Linked DNA regions of Homo sapiens: region 1 is linked to region 2. The links are chromatin loops, found by intact Hi-C in ENCODE. Cell type or tissue: PC-3. All regions are shown on one strand.

The links. A loop is a pair of places that touch in the nucleus more often than their neighbours do. Peaks named below come from ENCODE experiments on the same cell type or tissue, not always from the same donor. Only the 100,000 strongest peaks of a DNase experiment are listed, where the experiment ranks them.
Region 1: it touches region 2 in a loop (20-fold over the local background); 35 of 110 quality-filtered maps call a loop at or near these places.

What each region holds. Positions count from the first base shown.
Region 1 is chr5:57,886,231-57,890,230 of GRCh38, forward strand. No RefSeq gene overlaps it. Among named protein-coding and RNA genes, the nearest start is that of LINC02225, 11 kb to the right of the region's middle. In PC-3, CTCF peaks have their summits at 1,832 and 3,612 (motif pointing right); DNase peaks (open chromatin) are centred at 1,841 and 3,441; H3K27ac peaks cover 1,089 bases.
Region 2 is chr5:57,497,821-57,501,820 of GRCh38, forward strand. All of the region lies in intron 3 of RMEL3 (enriched in melanoma 3), which reads left to right. Among named protein-coding and RNA genes, the nearest start is that of ACTBL2, 17 kb to the left of the region's middle. In PC-3, a CTCF peak has its summit at 1,779 (motif pointing right); a DNase peak (open chromatin) is centred at 1,771; H3K4me3 peaks cover 341 bases.

The DNA of each region.
Region 1 (4,000 bases), 390 kb after region 2:
CAAATGTCTTTGGGACCTATCTATTGGGACCTATTACTTGGGACCTATTCATTACTATTATAATTAATAGTATTCTTTTGGAAAATATGTCACTGTATTACATTCATGTGTTAATTATGAATGCAATTCACAAATCTGTGATAAAAGTTACACTGCACCAGACACTCCAGACACAGGGCTAAAGAGGACTGATATTGCCACACATAAAGAAGTATTTATTACAACAGGAATAGAGTCATGTAACAAGCAAGTGCAAGCAATTGTGCTTCTTGGTAGCACAAATACAGAACCATGCAGTATTACAGAGGTGCCTAAGGTGGGGGCCTTAAGAGAATCTGAACATTCTGACGTTGAGAAACAATGCTTAGAGGTATTTGTTGTTGTTGGTGTTGCTATAAAAATCCTCCCCTTTCATGAACATTTTTTCTTTACTTATTTTATGTGTTTGTTTGATTCCCTAATTTAGGCTTTAAAATGTGCTGACTTTGTAGTCATAATTATGGTACGCTTTTCAAAATTGTTAATGCGGGTGACCAAAACCAATCCCTACCCTTTACAGGCCTGCCACAATCCTATTGATAGCGGCAACTGCCAGCTGAAGGTTTTGGATCTTGTGATTGCAATGGAAACTGGCACGATCAATCCACTTATTTGCTAAATTACCCGTGCTTCCTCTACTGTAATTCCCCCCTGCCCCCTGCGAGACAGAGTCTCGCTCTGTCGCCAGGCTGGAGTGCAGTGGCCCGGCATGATCTCGGCTCGCTGCAAGCTCCGCTTCCTGGGTTCAGGCGATTCCCCTACCTCAGCCTCTGGAGTAGCTGGGATTACAGGCGCGCGCCACCACCCCCAGCTAATTATCATTATTATTATTTTTGTATTTTAGTAGAGAAGGGATTTCACCATGTTGACCAGGATGGTCTCGATCTCCTGATCTCGTAATCTGCCCTCCTCGGCCTCTCAAAGTGCTGGGATTATAGGCTTGAGCCACCGTGTCCTCTACTGTAATTTTACTTGCCCCCTGTGGGGTAAATATTTTCAACATACTTTTTGGTACTGCAGTAAATCACATTCTATCCTCAAGGATGAAAAGCAGGAAGATTCTTATTCATTAGAATAGAGTTTCTTCCCAAACATCCATGCAAGTTTAAAGGCTCCTATTGACTATGTATTAGAAGCACTTTTTTTGTTGTGTTTTGTTTTTTACTGAAATGATATTGTTGGCTCTACAAACAAATGAAACCCAATAATGGGTTTCTCTATTCTTGCTGGTCTTTTCCTTCTTAAAAGAATCATGTGGTCATTCCTTATTTGAAAAAAAAAAAGAAAAAGACACTGAAATGCTGCAATGCCTGATAAGGAGAATCTGCAACACTTGGGCATCTTGTGTATAAGAAAAGATTCTTATCCTTATGCTACTGTCATGGAGCTTGGATATTTACAAACCTACCGCTTTTGACAAGCTTGTGAGAATTTACATAGTCTCACACCGCCCCTAATTTTTATGGCAGAATGTGTCTCACATTTGTAATATTCTCAGAGCTCCTCAGGATTCTAACCTCTCTAACTAGAGATGGTTTCTGAGCAGGCAAGAAGGAAAAAGAGGCAAAAACTGATTGCATCTTTTGTTCGCTTTTCAAAGCCAGATCTCGAAATTCCCAAGAATCCTTAAAGTTGGAGACATGTAGCTAATGGAATTCTAGTCAATCCACATATTTATGTGTTTGGAAAGTGGCTGTTATCAGTTCTTCTTAACCATGTGCACTATTGTCAGGGCCCTTCCAGGCAGCCACACCTGACGAAAGCTGTGATTGCCCTAGATTTCCACTAGAGACCTCTAGCTGATCACAGGAGCCTGGAAAGCAGCTCTCATTACTGGGCGTTTCTCTAGAAGCAGCAGAGGATAAGAGTTTGCCAGTTGCCCCTGGGAGAAGGTGGACTTTACCATCAAAGGAAAATAATTCTGTATAATCTTTCTCTCTCTCATTTTTTTTTAAAGCAAATTGAGGCTTATTCAAGTAGGTATATTGTGAAACACTGAAGAGGAAATAATTTCTGTGTCTTAAAGCTATGGCATACAAAAGACAAAATAGAGATTTTTATAGATTGAAAGGCCCCTTCTCTAAGGGGCTGTTCATACTGATATTTGGAGGCCAGCCTCAATTCTCAGTGTTTGAGAGCTTCTCCTGACAGGTATGAGGGAGAATGAGTTTACTCGCAGTCTGAGAGCTTTTAGGCATTATTGTGAAGCTGAACAAAGTGCTCCCTGTGCCCCACCATGCCCCAGCCTTTTACTGCAGCCCCCTATATGTGAAGGATGGTAGCCCTCCGGGTGCATACCACCTTCAATGCCAGGCCTATAGCTGTAATCCCATGCAACAGAAACAGATGGGATACATCTGTAAGGAGAGACTGGTAGATGAAGTTTCACCGTTTTTCCAAAAACGCAAAACACATTAATCTCCATTTGCCTTTGAATAGTCTGCAGTAGAAACAGAGGACCAAAAGGGAAAATAATCTCCCCTCATTTAACCTGTGCCCCTGTGAAAAATTGTGATAGCTTGTATTTCAGAAACTGAGTGTAACTAATTTTGCCCTCTATCCATGGTCTTCACTACACAGCAGCATTAGAAAGAGAATCAAAATCGGATCAGATCAATGAATCTATAAAGCCTTTTTTGGAATGTATTGCCACCACGAGTTGATCAGTTTCTCCAGAGGCCCTCTAATACCCAGTTTTCTCTGGGGCAATTGTAGATCCTTTTGCATTCATTTTTAGGACAAATCTTGTCATTCTTTTAGGTAGACTGTCATTTGTTCATTCATTTATTCATTTGTTTTTCAAATGCCTATGCTGCTCCAGTCGCTGTGATTTGCAAAGAAAACACAAATGATGATATACAGGGCTTGAGTGGGAGTTCCTAACATTGGATCCACAGATTCCTAAAAGTGAACGACTACTTCAAGATGTCTGTAATCCTCCTAAGATGTGTGTGTGCTTTAACTATGAGAAAAATCCAAGATTTAGAACAATCTTTAAAGGGATTGATGTAAAAACTATTGTAGAGGCTGACAGTTACACGAGCAAGTAATCAGAAGACTACATTAGAATTGTCATATAGTAAAGATACAGTATGTACAGTGTCACATGAGGTCACAGGTGGAGTTTTCTCAATTGTCACTGATGACACAGGTCAGTGAAGGCTACAGAGAAGGTAGCATTTGTGTTATATGTGAAGGTTGAGTAGGAAGTGGTGAGATGACTTGAAGGGAGGGTAGACGAAAGTCAGTGTGCTCTGAGGGGCAGTTCACCTCCAGGGTCTGAGGCCACCCTGCAAGTTGGAGCATGATTGGAATTTTCTCTCCTGCAACCTGACAAATGAAGCGCGCTTTGCCATGAGTCAACTGTTACGGGAAAAGGAATTCCACAGGCATGCCCTGACTGACCACAAATGGGCGAGAGCACATGTGAGTACAGAATGCCCAAAGGTTGGTGTGGAATAATCAAAACGATTCAAATGCTTGGTGCTGTACCAGAGTTGTAGGAGGCCTAGCCTCAGCACTGTACTGCTGCTCTCACTCTCCAACCTGCACTGGAGAGGAAGGTCAACTACAGTAGGTGGAGCTCTGCACCAGGTCCAGAAAGCAGACCTTGATTCTGCAGCTGACCATCTTCCTGCTCACTTAATTCCACCAGCCTCCACTTCTGCTTCTGCACTTAACAGTTACATTTATTGAGGACCTCTATATCCCAGCCACCGTACTGGGTGAATTACCTGCCTAGTTTCATTTTATTCTCCTGACACCCTGCAAAGTAATTTTCATTTTCCAAATAGGGAAAATATACTCAGAAAATTAAAATAATGCCAAAGTAGTCATGCTGCTATAATGTGGTGATACCAAGAGAACCACAGTCTCTACTTCAATCTTGATAATTCAACTGGTTTTAAATGTCACCATCTTAAGGCTATTGATTTATCAGTGAAACAAGAGAGGTCAGTGT
Region 2 (4,000 bases):
TTATTGGGTGGGTGCTCAGAATATGTGATCCTTGAAGAAATAAGCATCCATGTCTATGGAGACATGACATCACCTTTGGGAAAATGACTTTGTGACAATTTATCTTACTGTATTTGACAATAACAGTGACATGTTATATATGCAGAGTGCTGCTTATGAACTTTTAAGAGCTTTCTCTTGCTGTATCTCACTCAATTCTGACAATAACTCCATGAAGTAGGTAAATAGACAATTTTTTGTATCCCCAAAACATTAATATTTAATATAATGTAAATGTTACTAACAGTGTCTATCTTAAATAACACCTTGCATTTCTTCAGGATAGTGCTTTCTCAGGTAATATTGCATGAGATTCTTTGTTTAGGAGAATTGGGCTATAGGAAATTCATAGAAATGCTGGAATGCTAATGGAAATTTCATGCCTTGCCTATTTCTCTCCATCCACCCATCCATCCATCCATCCATCCATCCATCCTCCATCCATTGACTTGTAGTCTGACGGCTATAAAAGAGGTCACATGGATTATCAGATAATTCTTCTTTTTGGCCAATTGTGGAATCATGTCTTAGTGATAACACAGGTTTCTCTTCTCTTGCTCTGATGGTAGTTCCCTCAACATTTTCCCTTGGAATAAAATAAGGTCTGGATAGTAGTATTTGCAGGACCCCAGCAAGGGTAGAGGTGGGAAGTGGGAAAGGATGCTCCATTAAAACAGTGAGGAGGAAGAGCCATCCGATTTTATGCAGCTGCAAACTGAATGATGAACTGGACTGGGATCTGCAGGACTTGATGGGCCAGTCAGAATAAAATGTCCTAGTCTTTTTAAACAACAGTTTCTTTGCCTAAAACACAGAAATAGAATTCACACCTATTTCAAAGGCATGTTGTGAAGATCAAAATAAGTTTTTGCATCATTTTAAGATGTTTTGGAACCCTTGTGTTAAAGGAATTGGAAGCTTTCTACCTCTGGTGCATGAAAAATAACCAAAGTTCAGCCCATGCAGCCATGAAGAAGCTTGAGAAAGACCACCGCTAAGAATGGAAAGGGGGCCTATAACTCTGGTACACTATACTCCTGCAGCCCAAGAGCCAGCTTCTCCAAAAACTACAGGACGGAAGTGCAAAATCCCTCTCTATGCTCTTCTCAAAGCTCTTAGAGAAGTCCTTTTGGCTCTGTTATCCGCATGGGTTCTCTGTGTGTGTGTGTGTGTGTAGGAATAACAGCATGTTTGGCTGGTGGAACACCTCTGTCTTCTGAACCCTGGTTCTTCTTGATTTTCCTTTAATTAGAGTTGATTTAATTATTAAAGTTTCCTATTTTTTTTTAAGAAGGCAAGGAGTTCTATTGATTTATAATTTCCCTAGAGCTTATTGTTGTCTTGCTATGACCCAAAGAAAAGCGTGTGTGGAAAGAGAGGTCCTATCAGAGAGTTCTGAGGCCACTGATTGACCCTCCTCTTTCTACCCTAACTAAATATGAAAATAAAAGCAGGCAGCAAACATCTGTTATCTTTATCAGAAACCTGGACTTTCAGTTTCATACCACACACGTGAAATGGAGAAAACAAATTAACTGAAGGCACTGTAGACTCTGAGTCACATAGATGTATTTTTAATTTTAAACAATTGCTTGTCACAAAACTCAAAGTATTTTTTTTTCTTTTCAGTGTAGGAACGTGGGAAATGAGTGCGTAGTGTGCCTGCAGGGCTTGGACCTCGTGCCCTTGGAGCTAGGAACACGGTGCTTTTGGGATTCTCTTTCTATCCCCTAGATGGCAGCAACATTCTTTAGAGCCTAACTGGTAAAAACAAACAAACAAACAAAAAAAACACCTATGGAAAAGCTGCAAGTCCTGCCTGTTTAGTCTTGGCTTTCAAATTTACATAGTACCTTTACTGTGCTATTTATGTGACTGCTTGGCTTAGTGAGTCTACTATTTATTAATGAGAATACATGACTTTCTCTGTTGTATGGAAAAATAATGGTTTTGTATATCTAGGTCTGTTGGTATCTCTAGACCAGGGTTTCTCGCATTGACATGATTGACGTTTTGGGCTGCATAATTCTTTGTGGTAGGGAGCTGTGCATTGAAAGATGTTTAGCAGCATCCTTGGCTTTTACCCACCCACTAGATTCCAGTGGTACTTCTTCCCTCCCCACCTCAGTCATGACAACCAAAAATGTCTCCAGATATTGCCAAATATTTCCCGGGGGGCAAAATCAGCCCTGGCTGAGAACCACTGAATTAGGTTGTTTTACTTATCTCCAAAGATTAGCTCCTGTATTACTATCATTTAATTTTGTAGGGATGGTTAAATTAAAGCATATCTACTTACACTTTTTCTTTTCTTTTTCTTTTTTTTTGAGATGGAGTCCTGCTCTGTCACTCAGGCTGGAGTGTAGTGGTGCGAACTTGGCTCACTACAACCTCTGCCTCCTGGGTTTAAGCAATTTTCCTGCCTCAGCCTCCCAAGCAGCTGGGATTACAGGTGCCTGCCACCATGCCCAGCTAATTTTTGTATTTTTAGTAGAGACAGGGTTTCACCATGTTCACCAGGCTGATCTCGAACTCCTGACCTCAAGTGATCTGCTCACCTCGGCCTCTCTACTTATAATTTAAATATATTCTATTTTTTTATTTGTTTGCTTGGGGGATACTTTTTCTGGAGGAGAAAGAAATGAGGCTGAAAAGACAAAGATACATGTAAAGACGTTGCACATCTTACCTCCAAATGAGAAGATTGAGGTTTTCAAATTATAGCTTCCTATTAATAATAGCCACACATATATACTTTTGTTACTTTTTATTCCTTTTGATTTTAACTAGCCTGGCTGAATATGAATGATGGGAAGGAGAAAAGCAAAAGGGGGTTATACTTGAAAATTGTTTTAGTCTATGAAAAAGGCTCAAAGAATTATAGAAGGATTGTGGAGATCACTCGGTCCAACTTGTGAGCCTTAAATCTGGGGTGCAGTAGTTATGGTGTAAGCTGAGGAGGAGCCAGGGCAGTATCATCACAGGTGCTCAGCCCAATGGCCTCTCCTTGGTGAGGAAGGTGAAGCCAATTTGAAAGCAAAGAGAGAGATTCGGTTCTCTGCAAAAAACAAACAAAACCAAAGCCAGTCCCTCCTCCACCCAATCTTCCATTGTAAATTCTGAGAAGGGAGCACCAGGCCTGGAGGATGCTGTCAGAACAGGACTCCTGAGGAATTAGATGCACCCGAGATGGCGATGGGACCCAGGTGTAATAACCAACACTCCACCTTCTATTAAATAGGAACTTTCTTCTGATTTGTTCCAAACACTCCCCACACTCGGAGAGCATTCCAGTGAAGTGGGTGGAGAAGGAAACAGATGTGAGACCAGATGCAGATCTGAACAAATTTGTTAGGTGAGTTCACGGATCCTTCCTTCTTTGGGAAGTGTTAGAGAAAGGAGGGAATTTCTGGAAACCAACCAAGTCAGTCTTGGAGATATATCCAGAGAACTCCATCAGCTATGAAGGGACCATGTTCCCACCTTTAGAACAGATATGATCTACAAAATAGAGCAAATGCTTTTTCTGGCGAGGAAGGACAGAGGGCAGAAAATGAGGTCCAAATAGAGTGGTTTGAGTTGTCCTCATCTGAGCCTAAACAGTTATGATGGAATCTCAGGAGGAGCCACATGGTATGAAAGGGTTTAATATTGAGTGAGCCTGGAGGAGGGACAGTATTGAAAGCCCAGCTCAGATGTACAGGATGTGTCTGTTCTTTAAAGATACTGATGCATTTCTCTTGAATTTTTCTACACTGCTGGGTCAAGCTATGTCAAGAATCTCTGTCTCATTGGGAAATGAGATATTTTCTACAATCTGTTTTTTTCTCTCATGATTCCCGTCGAGTTAAAGGCTGACATCTCATCAAGCAGCTCAACAGCCCCAGAGAGAGAGAGCGAGAGATCCCTTAGAGAGCTGGGCCCCAGGGAGAGACACATCTGAGGAACTCTCCCTGCATTG